Regions from separate parts of the Homo sapiens genome. Here region 2 is linked to region 1. Evidence: read pairs that join two places in POLR2A ChIA-PET (ENCODE). Cell type or tissue: PC-9. All regions are shown on one strand.

Region 1 (8,000 bases):
AAGAGTACTTACAAATAAAAAGTAACAGTAGACAACTATTTAGAAGGGCTAAAAGATAAAGGAAATACTCTTTAAAAAAAAGAAAAGCGAAATACAAAAATTAGTCGGGCATGGTGGTGCACATCTGTAGTCCCAGCTACAGGTGTGTACCACTTGTAGAGGCTGAGGTGACAGGATTGCTTGAGCTTAGGAGGTCGAGGCTACAGTGAGCGGTGATCATGCCACTGCACTTTAGCCTGGGTGACAGGGTGAGAACCTGTCTCAAAAACAAAACAAAACAAAAAGAGCAGAAAATTAAAAAGATAAAATTACAGGAGCAGTCCAGGAAGTCCAACATTGAAAAAATAGGAGTTTCAGTAAAAGAAAGCAGAAGGCATGGAGGGGAAGAAATAATGACCTAACAATACAATAAAAGGCCAAATAACTTAAGGAGATTAGTTTTTAGTTTGAAAGGACTGAGTGCTCACCATGAGGGATGAAAACAGACACATGAAAGTCACAAACTGAGGTCATAGAGAAGATCCTGAAAGCTTATGGGAAAACAACAACAAAAAATGGATCAAGAATCATTATGATTAGCTGTGTGTGGTGGCGTGCACCTGTAGTCCCAGCTACTTGTGAGGCTGGGGTGACAGGATCTCTTGAGCTCAGGAATTTGAGGCGACAGTGGGCTATGATCACGCCACCACACTGCAGCCTGAGTGACAAAGCAAGACCCTATCTCTTAAAAAAAAAAAAAAGGCATCAATATGCTTGAACCTTTAACAGCAGCACTATAAACTAGAAGACAACCAAATATTTATTTAAAATTCTGAAGAAAGGCCGGGTGCAGTGGCTCACGCCTGTAATCCCAATACTTTGAGAGGCCAAGGCAGGCAGATCACTTGATGTCAGGAGTTCGAGACCAGCCTGGCCAACAGGGTAAAACCCCATCTCTACTAAAAATACAAAAATTAGCCGGGTGCAGTGGCACATGCCTGTAATCCCAGCTGCTTGGAGGCTGAGGCAGGAGAACTGCTTGAACCCGGGAGGCGGAGTTTGCTGCACTCCAGCCTGGGTGACAGAGGGAGACTCTGTCTCAAAGTAAGTAAGTAAAGAAAGAAATAGAAATAAAATTCTGAAGAAAATGTATCCCCAACTTAAAATTCCACATCAACACTAGCTATAAATCAAGTATAAGGGGAGGATAAAGACATCCTTATATATGCAAGGTTTCAAAAAAATGTATCTCCTGCTCTCCTTTTTAACGCCAACAGAGGGCCAGGCGCGGTGGCTCACGCCTGTAATCCCAGCACTTTGGGAGGCCGAGGTGGGTGGATCACGAGGTCAGGAGATCGAGACCATCCTGGCTAACACGGTGAAATCCCGTCTCTACTAAAAATACGAAAATATTAGCTGGGCATTGTGGCTGGCGCCTGTAGTCCCAGCTACTTGGGAGGCTGAGGCAGGAGAATGGGGTGAACCCAGGAGACAGAGTTTGCAGCGAGCCGAGATCACGCCACTGCACTCCAGCCTAGGCGATAGTGCGAGACTCCGTCTCAAAAAAAAAAAAAAAAAAAGCCAACAGAGGTTACACTCTACCAAAAACAAGGGAATTATGTACAAAAAATGAATGTAGGGGATACAAAATGGGGTTTAGTATGACAAAAGCAAAAACATCTCTAGGATAAGGATGAAAGGAGGTCCCAGGATGCCACCTTTGCAGCAGTGTAGGGACCGCCAGTCCTGCTTGGAGTAGGTTGTTGGACTCTGGAAGGTACCCTTCAAAAGATAAAACTGACGCAGCTGTGTATCTGAATGTGTTGAGAGAAGGCTTGGATGGAGACTTTCAAGTTGAATAGAAAACCAAAAAAAAAAAAAAAAAAGACTACAAGTTGCTGTAAAGGAAAAGTAAGCATGGCTCTAGCTCAGTTGTGAATATTATTTACTTAAGGTAAATGTGAATATTGTACCAAATCGAATTATAATATAATGATGTCAGGAGGATTAGGGACAGGATGTGTGTGAGATGAGGTTAGGATTGTGAAAGAGAACTTAATCCTCATCTTCCATAATGGGAAATCTACAGATAATGCCTAAAAATGAAAAATCAAGCCATGACAGTATGAGCATTCCCCATTGTCAAAAGATCAGCTGAGAGACTCGAACGTGGCTGTCTTAGGGGAGCAGAGAATGGTTATGTCACCTGGTAGCAGGGGTAAGGGGTGTCATGGGACTGCCAGTAATAATTTAAGAAAGTGAGTTACTCTTGAAATTATGTTTTTATGTAACTTTAGTAAAAATAAAAGCACATTAAAAAAATAAAGTTTTAAAATTACTATGCCTGGCCAGATGTGGTGGCTCATACCTGTAATCCCAGCACTTTGGGAGGCCGAAGCTGGTGGATCACTTGAGGTCAGGAGTTTGAGATCAGCCTGGCCAACATGGTAAAACCCTGTCTCTCCTAAAAATACAAAAATTAGCTGGGCGTGATGTCACATGCCTGTAGTCCCAGCTACTCAGGAGGCTGAGGCAGGAGAATCTCTTGAAGTCAGGAGGTGGAGGTTTCAGTGAGCCAAAATCGCACCACTGCACTCCAGCCTGGGTGACATAGTAAACTCCATCTCAAAAATAAAATAAAATATGCTTAATACAGTATTTTATCAATTCTAAATGCAGTTTTTCACAATTTTTATATCACTGAAATTAGGATGCATCTAAAATCTGCATTGTCTTAGGTTTAATGAAATATGATAGGTCAAGATTTTTGTGTTGATTCTTATTTGTGGATGACATGAGTGTAACTTTTTTTTTTTTTTTTTAAAGATTGCAGGCCTAAGTCTACCTCTTCCTCCCAAAAAATTGATTGGTAACATGGATCGTGAATTCATAGCTGAAAGGCAGAAAGGTCTTCAGAACTATCTCAACGTGATCACAACAAATCATATCTTGTCTAATTGTGAGCTGGTTAAGAAGTTTTTAGATCCAAACAACTATTCCGCAAACTATACTGGTAAGCGAAGGAATCTGTGAATTATGGTCACATGGCTAAAGAGGCACTGTCCCTTGCTGGAGATAACGTATGTGGGAGAAATGTTTTCTCAAAATGGGGATGTGTATACATTTGTTATAGCATATTATGAATTTACTAAGATTTTCTTGATTGTAGTTTACTGTAGATGTATAAGAAGAAAATAAGTTACTTCCAAAATATTTGTAAAGTCTGCACAGAAAAATATGGAAGAGAAATTATTGTATGTATACTTATACTCTTGCCTTTATTGTCTTCCCTGACAGAACAGAGAGTAAGTAATCTACAATAGGCCAGACGCGGTGGCTCATGCCTATAATCCCAGCACTTTGGGAGGCCAAGGCGGTTGGATCACCTGAGGTCAGGAGTTTGAGTCCAGCCTGGCCAACATGGTGAAACCCTGTCTCTACTAAAAATACAAAAATTAGCCAGGCATAGTGGCACATGCCTGTAATCCTAGCTACTCGGGAGGCTGAGGCAGGAGAATCGCTTGAACCCGGGAGGTGGAGGTTGCAGTGAGCCGAGATAGCACCACTGCACTCTAGCCTAGGCAACAGAGCAAGACTCTGTCTTAAAAAGATAATAATAATAATAATTAATCCACAATAACGCATACAGTAATTTTTATATTACTTTTGACCTCTAATCAACACCTTATACATACAATAATCTTAATCTGATTTGTATTTGGCTCTGTTTTTGTATTTACAATATGTTGTGTGTTCTGTTTTTTCTGGGAATTTACTTTAAACACAGCAGTGATTCAGAAGGGTCCTCTCTGTGTCTTCCTATTTGCTCCCTGAGACCCACTCAGTGCAAAGCATAGGAGGTCATTCTCTTCCAAATCTTTCCTGGATCAGGGCAGCCGCCAAGGTACTGTGGTTGAAAGGGCTTCTCTTCCAGTACCGATTACACTCAAAGCTGGCATGAATAACCTAAGCCTGATGTCAGCAGAATGAGAAACTAAATACTTAATACATTCTGGTGTCACTTTGAAAAGAACAGTAGAAACCATTGTTTCACCTGATTTGTTTAAAGAGAAACCATGCTTTAGAGACTTTCTAAGTGGAACTATGGATATTGTTACTTTGCTTGCTAAGAGAATACACCATATCAGATAATTGAGTCCTTAAAACATTGCTTTTGAAGTAATTAGAGAGAGGCATTTTTATTCCTATTTTATTCCTTTTATTTATTTATTCATACCCATTCATTCACCAAAATATTCCTATTTCAGAGAGGGGAAACAGATGTCTACTTGGCAGGCACCAAGTTTTTCTCCACAGTAGAATCACCTGGGGAGCGTTAGAAAAATTTCTCATGCCCAGGCTGCGTGCATGCTGATTAAATCGGAGTCTTGTGGTTGGAGCTTGTAGTCTGTAAAGCTTCCCAAGTGATTCCAATATGGAGCCAAGTTTGAAAACCACAGCCCTTGAGGCTGGTGACTCACAGTGTGGTTCTCTGACCAGCAGCATTGGCATCACTGGGAGCTTGTTGAAGGTGCAGAATTCAGTCCTCATCCCAGACTTCCTGAATCAGGATCTGATTTTAACAAGGTCCCCAGGTGATTTGCACGCACATTAAAGCGTGAGAAGCCTCACGCTAGGATGTACCTGCCATTTCCTAACCGAAGTGCTCTACAGGGCTAAGGAAAATGCCTTTCTAGAGTGTAACCAAGAGAAGGAAAGTTTATTTCAAACTCACACTTACTGTAAGTTACCAAATGGAGCAGTGAGTTGTTACAAGGATTCCATTCCTGCCTTCACTTGTTTTTTTTGTTCACGGAAGAGAAAAGATAGCACAGATAGGACTGGGGCTCTAGGGACAGCTTGAATTCTGTCAAAGTAGCATCTTTTGTGGCTTTCATTTCTCAGTGTTTCACCTTGATTGTTCCCAAAATTGTCAGACAGCAGGCCATCTGGACTGACTTGTCAAATCAGCCCTAACCCAGGCCCACTCAGTGGTTTATCTCCCTCATTCCCTGCGAGTGCTTGCTAATGTTCTCCTGAGGGCAAGCATCAAGGTGTAGTGCACGTGTAATGATGCCATTTATTCAACAAATGTGATGTGTGCTGGGTGTTGGGATGCAGGCACAAATAAATGTGTTCCTTGCTCTCAGGGAGCTGGTACCAGAAGTACATTGAGTCCCATGGGGTCAGAGCTAAAAGGGATCTTAGAGCAGATGTATCATGTCTAACCCTCTCTTTTCATGAATGAGTTCACCTAAGGCCCCCAGAGAGGGAGGGCCCTAGCCAGGATTGCACATTTGTGTGACTTTAGTCTGGTCTGAGTGTTTAAGTTAAAATGCTTTGTAACTCCTAGAAGGTTGTCTATTCTGACAGTTGTTGGTTCTCTGCTTTTTTCTGTACCTGCCCCACATGCTGTTGTTGTCTTTGATCTCTACTCCCCCTCCCCACCCCCAGGCCTCCAGCATGGTAGAGAGTCAGGAGTCCAAAGCAGATGTGGGCAGGGGTATAAAAAGACCACCAGAAACTCCTGCCGGAACCTGTGCTGGCTGCTATTCAGAGGGCACAATCCCGGAATTAAACAATAGGTGATGGATGCTGTTTTCAGAGAGATGTTGATTTATTTCACCCTTTGAATGAAATTTCGGAGTTTGTCTAGCCTCAAGGCTGACATACCAGCCACCTCAGGAAAAGGAAGCATAGGCTGCCACCTCCATGCCAGCTTGACAGGACCATTCCTGAGATTCACAGCATGGCCCACGGAACATACCCTGCACGCCTCTCACCTTGTGGCACTTCTCTAAGCAGGGCCGCTTTCCCTGTTTGTTTTTTGAGCAAGGGTCTCACTCTGTTGCCCAGGCTGGAGCGCAGTGGCACTATCCCAGCTCTGTGCAGCCGTGACCTTCTGGGTTCAAGTGATCCTTGCGCTCCAGCCTCCTGAGTAGCTGGGATTACAAGTGCACACCACCATGCCCAGCTAATTTTTTCATTGTTTGTAGAGAGGGGGTTTCACTATGTTGACTAGGCTGGTCTCAAACTCTTGAGCTCAAATGATCTGCCCACCTCAGCCTCCCAAAGTGCTGGGATTACAGGCATGAGCCACTGTGCCTGGCCCACTTTTCCCTTTTAATGTGGATAATGTCTCCACCTCTTCTCATTTTCCACATGGTCTGCAGTCACCACCCAGCTTCATTTCAGCAGGATTTGAGTTCTGTGTTCAAGTGGTGGCCAGAATCAGCAGAGCACTTTTCCTGGTCCTTGCTCTGATGGAGGGTGAGGGTGTCTTGTTGGAGGGGGACTGTGATGGCATTCTGCTCCCAGGGGATGGCTAACTGGGAGCTCTCAGGACATTGGCAGCTTCCTTCTCTCTTCCCTGGGTCCCCAGCCTGGGACTGCTGAGCCTTTCTTTCTTTTCCAGGTTTTCTCCAGAAGAGCCAATCCTCAGAAAGGAAATGTAGACCCTTGGTCTTCTGTGAGGGAGTTGTGAGGTGTTCATTTGAATTAGAAAGTCTAATTGAGGGCCAGCTGTTGTGCAGGGAAAACAGGTATCTCCTGGTCCTGAGAAGTTTGTGTTGAGAATCTATCTCACACATATATCCCCCTTACTTTTTTTTTTTTTTTTTTTTTTTGAGACAGAATCTCACTCTGTTGGCCAGGCTGGAGTGCTGTAGCGTGGTCTTGGCTCACTGCAACCTCAGCCCCCCAGTTCAAGTGATTCTCCTGCCTCAGCCTCCCGAGTAGCTGGGATTACAAGCACCTGCCACCATGCCAAGCTAATTTTTTTGTATTTTTAGTAGAGATGGGGTTTCACGATGTTGGCCAGGCTGGTCTTGAACTCCTGACCTTGTGATACGCCCACCTCGGCCTCCCAAAGCGCTGGGATTACAGGCATGAGCCACTGCACCTGGCCTACAATATTCATCTTTTTAACAAGGTACTTCTATCATTTAAAAGCCTCACTGCACTGTAGCCATCTTCCTGCCTCAGTCCTTATACCCTCTTGGAGTAAGGGGGTTTTAATGTCCATGCAAAAGTCATTTGAACCAGAAATCAAGAGGCCTGTATCATGGTCCCAGCTTTGTCATTAGCAGCATTTCCTCTCAGTGGGCCCACATCCTGACCTATAAAACAAGAGGCTGGGGAGGGGGAATAGAGCAGGGAGTGCTGAAGTTCCCCTTTTAGGCCTAAAGCCCCAGGAATCCCTTGAAAAGGTAGGAAAGTAGTGGACTCTGGGATATAAAAAGGGAGAGAGTGGGGAAAGAGGACTATATTTAGAACAACAGCAGGGTATTTGGTGAGGTTGCAGGCCTTTCTGCAGTGCAATCTGCTGTGGTGGACTAGGAGTCTGGACCCTAGCTCCAGTCCTAGAGGAGTCAGTGTTTGTTCCCTGCAGTCATTCCATGGGGCTGCGATCCAGGAATTCAATGACTGCTCGCACTGGGGGCGCCTGGTACAACTGAGCTCTGTGGGAAGTACAGGATGGACTTGAAGGCTGTGCTCTCCATTTCCTGTCTCCAGCTTGTTTATCAGCACTTTCTGAGCATGCAGTTTTTCCACATGTGTCAGTCAGTTCCTGTGTCAGAACTAGAGGGCAGATGCCTTCCTTCTCATGGATTTCATGTTCTAATGGGAGAGAGTTTCCACATCTGCTGAACACAATTGAACCCTTGGTTCCTGCTTCATCAGATATTTATTGAGCATCTACTGTGTGCCATGTGCTATGTATGCAGCCAGGAGGAAAGAATAATTTCCCCAGTTCCTACTCCATGACAGTTACACAGGGAGATTGACAGGTGATGGCTGTGGCAGAGTAAATGTTAGGGAGCACCTTGGGGAAGGAGGCGGGGGCATGGATGATCCACACCTAAAGTTGAAGGAAGGCTTCCCAGAAGAGTTCATTCCTACACGGAGATCTGAGGGGTGAGTAGAAGGTAGCCAGGCCGAGAGGCAGTGGCCAGTGCTCTGGGCAGAGCAGCTTGAGAAGATATATCCTGGCTTTACCCTTCCAGCCAGAGCATACAGTC
Region 2 (8,000 bases), 130 kb after region 1:
TACACAAAACTGAAAGTTAAAAGGCTGAAAATAAGGTGGTTCAATTACCGCAGTGATTTATCTCCTTCTTTTTGTTACTTAAAAGCCGGTTTACCACTCTGTGTGTATGCACTTGGGTCTGTCAAGCCATGATTTAGAGCTTGGGCCTTCCTCTTAATTCCCTTTACTAAGTTCCGAGCAGTGCATTTTGCTGATTACAATCCAGGCTCAGAGTTCCTGCCAGGCCATACTGCCACTCCTTGTTTCTTTTATGTGTTCTCTAAGAATATTTTAAACAGACGTGCTACGCCAAGTGATTGCCAACCTAACGGGAATCAATTAAAATGGGAGAACATGAAGGTGTATTCACTGCCTGTTCTCTGCTTTCTTACATAATTTATAATGTGTTCCACTCAACTACCTGAGTATTGGTTGGTGACTTCTGAGCCCACTGGAACAGGCGTTCGTAGACGTTTCCATCATAACAGCCAAGTGCTGAATTTAAACACTGATCGGTGAAGTCAAAAGCATCAGTTAACAGGATGGCATCCTTCCTGGGATAGGAAACAAGAGTTTGTAAGTATTTTAGATTGCTCTTATGAATCAAACTAGTCTTGGATGGTGAATAACAATACCTAATTAGAGGTTGCATGATTATTCGCTTTTCAAACAATTCAGCATTTTTTTTTAGTTTTTATTTTTTAATCAGTTATATGTGCATAGTATAATGAGTCAAAGGGTTCCGTAAGGCTTGTTTAAAAAAACAGCATATCCGGCCATGCGTGGTGGCTCACGCCTGTAATCCCGGCACTTTGGGAGGCCGAAGTAGGTGGATCATGAGGTCAGGAGATCAAGACCATCCTGGGTAACATGGTGAAACCCCGTCTCTACTAAAAATACAAAAAATTAGCCAGGTATGGTGGCACATGCCTGTAGTCCCAACTACTTGGGAGGCTGAGGCAGGAGAATCACTTGAACCTAGGAGGCGGAGGTTGCAGTGAGTGGAGATTATGCCACTGCACTCCAGCCTGGGCGACAGAGTGAGACTCCTGTCCCAAAATAAATAAATAAATAAATAAATAACGAGCATATACCTGTCTGATTTCCACTTCTTTTTCCTCAGAAGCAATTTCAATCTGTTTTTTTTTTTTTTTTTGATACAGAGTCTCAGTTGCCCAGGCTGGAGTGCAGTGGCACAATCTCAGCTCACTGCAACCTCTACCTCCCGGGCTCAAGCCATTCTCCTGCCTCAACCTCCCGAGTAGTTGGGATTACAGGCGCCTGCCACCATGCCTGGCTGATTTTTGTATTTTTAGTAGAGATGGGGTTTCACCATGTTGGCCAGGTTGGTCTCGAATTCCTGACCTCAGGTGATCTGCCCACCTCGGCCTCCCAAAGTGCTGAGATTACAAGCATGAGCCACCATGCCCGGCTGGCAATTTCAATCTTTTAGTTGATATTTCAGTATTTATCTGAATGTCAAAATATCTTGTTTATATTGCTGCTTGTTGATGGTTCAGTTTGAGATATTATCTGTTGAATCTTCATTCAAAAGGTAAAGATTTATATTTATCACCCCCTCTCTTCACTCCTACCTCCCCTTGTTCCCATTCTTCTTCCTCCTGGCCTTCGGGCCTCCCAATATAGTTATAATTTTGGCCAGACCAATATTTAGTATTGACATTATGATGATTGTGTGTCATTAAAGCATTGGTGGTAACTGGGATACTGTATCCAATGTAATCGTTTCTTGATGATCCCCAACATCATATGAGCCCTACCGCCAATTTAATGTCCCCCTGCCCCCTTGTGGTCTCACTTCATTCCTTATCCAGCTGAAATTCCATGTTCTATTACTCTCTCAAAAATACATTCAACAGGCCGGGCGCGATGGCTCACACCTGTAATCCCAGCAATTTGGGAGACCGAGGCAGATGGATCAGCTGAGGTCAGGAGTTCGAGACCAGCCTGGCCAACATGGCGGAACCCTGTCTCTACTAAAAATACAAAAATTAGCCAGGTGTGGTGGTGTGTGCCTGTAGTCTCAGCTACTGGGAAGGCTGAGGTGGGAGAATCGCTTGAACCTGGGAGTCAGAGGTTGCAGTGAGCTGAGATCGTGCCGCTGCACTCCAGCTTGGGCAACAGAGCAAGACTCCCGCTCAAAAAAAAAAAAAAAAAAAAAAAAAAAAAAAATATATATATATATATATATATATATATATATATATATATATATATACACACACACACACACACACACACACACACACTCAACGATTTTTCTTGCTTTGTCATACCTGTTTAGCAAAACGCATACCTCTTTGTCTTTAGTTTTCCACCCACTTTGTGCCACCACCTTTGTAACTATACATGGCTGGAAAAAACAATCATAACTGGTGTAATAAGGGCTCAAGTGGGCCCTGATTGCAGCTCAGCAATCGTATTACATTGCTATATTTACTCATTGTTCATTTACTGTTTCTTTTTCTTAGGCAGTTATTTCTTACCATCTCTTTGATCCTCAGATTGACACTATCCACCTTTCCCATCTCTTTTGCCTGGATGGCTTTACATCGTATTTCACTAATGAAGTGGAAGCAGTAAGAGAATCTGTGTAAGTTCCCACCCTTGCATTTATACATACAATGCTTTCTCTCTTCAGGCTCTCAGCTCAGGCCTCAGTCCCTCCTTGTCTACTAGATGTCTTTTCCTCTTGCATACTGGAGAACAACATTCTCCTGCCTTTCTCCAACAACATCAAAATTCCCCTCAGGGGTAAAAAGTTAGTGGAAATGCCCTTCTTTCTTTTTACTGTAGGCCTGGCTGGTTGCTGTCAAAATGGGCAAGTTCATGAAAAAGTGGGAAAGTGGTGCTGGTCCTGGCTGGATGCTACTCTGGACGCAAAGCCATTATCATGAAGGACATTGATGATGGCACCTCAGTCCATTCTTACAGTCATGCTTTGGTAGCTGGAATTGACTGCTATCCTCACAAAGTGACAGCTGCCATAGGCAAGAAGATCTCCAAGAGGTCAAGGATCAAGTCTTTTGCAAAAGCTTATAACTGCAATCACCTCATGCCCACAAGGTACTCTGTAGATATCCTCTTGGACAAACTGTCATCAACAAGGATCTCCTCAAAGACCTTGCTCTTAAACACAAGGCGTGATGGGAGGCCAAGATCAAGTTCAAAGAAAGGTACAAGAAAAAAAAATCCCCTCTCTACTGGATCATTTCCATCAGTATACAAACAGACAATCATTTCTCCCATCTTAAACACAAGCTTTTGACTCTATTTCCTTCTCCATCACCTTGGCTCCCGTTTAGGACAAAACTCCCTGAAAGTGTTATGTGTGTTTATGCTTATGATTTCCAATTTTCACATTCTCTCCTGAACTGGATCTGTTCATGTTTTTACTCCCACCACTCCACAGAAATAGCTCTTGCCACGGTTACTTCCTTATTATCTTGCGAGGGTCTCAAGACTGAGTACTTGGACCTCTTCTCTTCATGCACTCCTTGTGATGTTCTTCTCAAGGCTTTAAATATCAACCATACGCCAATGACTTCCAAACTTATCCCTCCAGTGTCCCCTGCTTACCAACATCTGTACTTGGATTTCTGATAGGCTCTTCAAAAGTAATGTATCTGAACCCAAACTCCTTCCCGTCCACCCTGCCCAAACCTGGGCCTCCTGTAGTCTTCCGCATTTATAGTAAATGGCAGCTCTGCCCTTCTGACCAAAAACCTTGATTCTTCTCTTCTTTCTCACCATACATCTAATCTGTCAGCAAATCCTGTTCTGCCTTCAAGATATATTCAAACTTCAACCATTCCCACCACCTCCAGCACTGTCACTGCTCCAATCCACTATCATCACTCACTTGGATGATTGCATTAGCGATCCAGCTGATCTCCCTGCTTTTCACTCTTAGTTCTTAATATGGCAGCTGGAGCAAGCCTTTAAAAATACACATCAGATTCTTTTAGGTTGTGTCTATCCAATGCTCAAAACCCTCCCATTCTATCCCATGCTCAAAACCCTCGCATTCTCTTAAGTCTTTGCAATGATCTACCTTACCGTCTCTTCCCACCCCCTACTGTACTCCCTTAACTCTCTGCCCTCTGCCGTCATTTTCCACCGCAGTCATGCCATTCCTGCCCCTGTGGCCTCTTCTGTGTTCTCTGGATGGATATGCCAAGCACACTCTGGTCTCCAACATTTGTACTGTCATGCACTGCATAATGATGTTTTGGTCAATGATGGACCATGTATATGATGGCGGTCCCATGACATTATGATAGAGCTGAAAAATTCCTATTGCTTAGTGATTGATGTTAGAATTGGCTGCAGTATTCAGAACAGCAACATGCTTTGCAGGTGTGACTGTACGAGCAATAGGCTATACCATTTAGGCTTGTGTAAGTACACTCTGTGATGTTCACATGATGACAGACTCACCTGAAGACACATTTCTCAGAACGGATCCTCCAGTCATTAAGTGATGCATGACTGTACTTATGTTCTGCCTGTAATGCTCTTTCCCTAGCAGCCACAACAGCTTCTCCCTACCTTCTCCTCAGGTCTTTCCTTAAATGTCACCCTCCCAGGGAGGCCTTCTCTGGCCTACTTAAAATTGTAGCTCCCCCTCCTCCCTACTGACCCCCAGCATTCTTTCCTCCACTTCCTGCTATCCTTTCTTTCATGGTAGGTATTACCATTTCACATGGTATACAGTGTGACTTATTTTGTGCATGTGTGTGCCTGTCTCCTCTCCTCTAGTCTGTAGGCATCTGTGACCCTTTTTCATCTGAAACTCGTATCCTTCATTTGAGGAATGTTTTCTTGAATTATTTTATTAATGATTCGCTTCCTTCTGTTTTCTCTGTCTTCTTTCTAGACCTGTTCTTCAGATGATGAACAGCTAAGATTGGTCCTCTTACTTTTTAAAAGTCCTCCTTTTTTTTGTCTTTTTGCTTTCTTGCTGTGAGATTTCTGCAACTTTATCTTCCAGTCCTTACATTGAGTTTTTCATTTCCATTATCATTTTTTAACTTCAAGGAGCTCTTTTTTTAGGTTCTCTGAATATTAGTTTTAAATAATGGCATTCAGGTTTTTATTTTGTGGTTGCAATACCGTCTCTTAACTCTGAGATATCACTGTTTTTTTTTTTTAAGTTTTCTTCTCCCTGTGGATTCTCTTATGTCCTCTGAATTGCCTTGTTCTTGCTTGTTTTGGTCTCCATCTTTTATGTTAGGGGCATTCTTCAGGTGTTTGGTGATCCCTGAGTGTCTGATCATAGCTAAAAGCAAAGCCTTAACTAGCTGATTACAAACTTGTGGCTATGCTTGCTAGTATGGGGTTCACTATGGAGTGAATTGGGTGGACCATTGGGGGACTCTGATGTCAGTGTCTTTAGCTCCTTCTCCTTGGGCTGGTCAGATTCTCCAGAGAAGGATCATCTTACCATCTTCTTGCAGGGTACTAGTCTGGCTGCCAGTTTTTTAGGAACCAGTGGGAAAAAAGGTCTGGGGGAGGGAGGTGTCAGTATTTGGCCTATAAAGAACCCTGTGTTTTCTGAAGGGTAGCCTTATTATCAACTATACCTGATGCTCCCTAGTCCACAGATCCTCTATTTACCCTTCTGCCAGGGCAGAGTCAAGGAAAGTCTTAAAATTACTCACAGAGGCTAGGTGTGTTAGCTCATGCATGTAATCCCAGCACTTTGGGAGGCTAAGGTAGGAGGATCCCTTGAGCCCAGGAGTTCAAGAGCAGCCTGGACAACACAGAGACAACATCTCTTTCTCTTTGTGGGTTTATGCCTTTTAAAAAATTTCAGTCCATTCACTGATGTTTTAGTAGGGTTTCGGGAAAGAACAGAAGTAAATGCATAGTTTAATCTGTCATCTTTACCTGGAAGTCCCCCCAGCTGAGGTTTTATGACCGCTTAAACAACTAAAAACTGTTTGGGTCAGTTAACATTGCAGAGAGCTTGTTCTTGGCATCCATAGCATACTATGCCGCCCTTCAGTTTTCATCTCAGAAATCTTAGGGAGATAGTGACTAATCAAGGCAGGGAACTGTGACACCAAACAGTGATATGCATAGAATCTGTTATGTGCCTAATTACCCTGCAGTAGTAAGGCTACTTAGGAACCATCATGGAAGTAAATCAATTTCTGGGTTTGACGCATGAGTAAGTTGGCAGATTGCATCTGGGCTGTCTGTCTTGTCTTGAATTGTAAGTTTCTGGAGCCAAGGCAAGCACTTAGAAATGCTGTTTGCAAATTTAAAAAACATGCTTATAGGGTGTTAAGGTAATCTTTTGTATTTTATCATCACTGACAACCGGGGCTAGAACATTATTTTCAAGTGCTTTTAAATTCTGAGAGTTTCAAAAAGATGGACACCCTTGGGCTTGAACTGTGCAGTACTTAATTATGCTCTTAATAGTTTTCACCACTGGATTCCCTGTATTAGGGAAAGTTTTATACCTGGGACATAATTGTGTCAAACGTATTTTTGACAGTTTTTGATGATTTAACTGAACAAACTTTTTTTTTTTTCTTGAGATGGAGTCTCACTCTTGTCGCCAAGGCTGGAGTGCAGTGGTACGATCTTGGCTCACGGCAGCCTCTGCCTCCCGGGTTCAAGCGATTCTGCCTCAGCCTCCCAAGTAACTGGGATTACAGGCATGTGCCATCACACCCAGCTAATTTTTGTATTTTTAGTAGAGACCGGGTTTCACCATGTTGGCCAGGCTGGCCTCGAACTCCTGACCTCAGGTGATCCACCCACCTTGGCCTCCCAAAGTGCTGGGATTGCAGGTATTAGCCACCGCGCCTGGCCTGAACAAACATTTTTTTGACCACCAGCTATCTGTTACATGCTATGAGTAGTCATAAAGGGCATGTAACATATTGCATATTGTGAGAAATAAAAGGAATTTGGTCTAGTTTTTTAAAAACCTGTCTTAAAATCTTATTTTTAAAAAATTACAAATCTTTTAGAGACAGGGTCTCACTATGTTGCCCAAGCTAGTCTTAAACTCTTTGCCTCAAGTGATCCTCCCACCTTGGCCTCCCAAAGTGCTGGGATTACAGGTGTGAGCCACTGCTCCCAGCCTCTTTTTTTCTTTTTATTAGTCTTGTTGATATAAGAATTGTTGGAGATTCTAGGAGTCGCCTCTAACCCCATGCAATAGGTATCATATTTTCTGCCCAGTGAGGTCTCAAAAAGATTATATTCTCAAATTAGTCCATTTTTTTTAATCTTATGGACAATGGTAAATAATTTGCAATGTTTTCTTTTCTTTCCTTTTTTTGAGACAAGGTCTCACTTTGTTGCCCAGGCTGGAGTGCAGTGGTGTGATCATAGCTTACTGCAACCTCAACCTCCTGGGATCAATCAATCCTCCTACCTCAGCCTCCCGAGTAGCTGAGACTACAGGTGTGTGCCTGATTCATTTTTTGTAGAGGTGGGGTTTTGCCATGTTGCCCAGGCTTTTTTTTTTCTTTATTGTTTTTATTTCTATTTTTTTCTAGGACTCTGATCAGGTTGGGCTTTGGTTTTGATATGTTTTTAAAGCAATCGTTTAGATTATAGAATAATAGTGTGAAAGCACTGCATTAGTATTTCATTCACCATACATGGCACTGCATTAATGCTGCATTAAAAAACTTTGTGTTATTATTTTATAAATCAATATATGAATTACAGAGTTAAAAAAAATTTTTCATCTTGAAGCTGAGGGAAGATTAAGGTAAGTTTACTAAACTTGGTAAGAATTTGCTTAAGCACATTCAACAAAGACTAGGATGTGTTCAAAGTATATAATACCTCAACCTTAACCTTAACATACAGGTTAAGAGCTCATGCCCAGGGGCCAGACCTGAGATTGTACCCAGCCCCTCCTCTGGCTGATTGTGTGATACTGGGCAACTCCCATCAGCCTGAATTTCCTTTCCAATAAAATGAGGAGATTAATAGTACCCATTTCAAAGGGCTGTAAGGATTAAATG

The links. ChIA-PET counts read pairs that join two places held together with the same protein. Peaks named below come from ENCODE experiments on the same cell type or tissue, not always from the same donor. Only the 100,000 strongest peaks of a DNase experiment are listed, where the experiment ranks them.
Region 2: POLR2A ChIA-PET joins it to region 1 with 5 read pairs; 2 of 35 experiments call an interaction of 5 or more read pairs at or near these places.

What each region holds. Positions count from the first base shown.
Region 1 is chr3:58,379,709-58,387,708 of GRCh38, forward strand. It overlaps PXK (PX domain containing serine/threonine kinase like), which reads left to right. Exons shown (of 18, transcript NM_017771.5): 4 at 2,806-2,992. Among named protein-coding and RNA genes, the nearest start is that of PDHB, 50 kb to the right of the region's middle. In PC-9, no CTCF peak of the experiment used is centred here; a DNase peak (open chromatin) is centred at 4,453.
Region 2 is chr3:58,508,493-58,516,492 of GRCh38, forward strand. It overlaps ACOX2 (acyl-CoA oxidase 2), which reads right to left. Exons shown (of 15, transcript NM_003500.4): 14 at 401-533. It also overlaps the pseudogene RPL27P9. Among named protein-coding and RNA genes, the nearest start is that of KCTD6, 20 kb to the left of the region's middle. In PC-9, no CTCF peak of the experiment used is centred here; no DNase peak of the experiment used is centred here.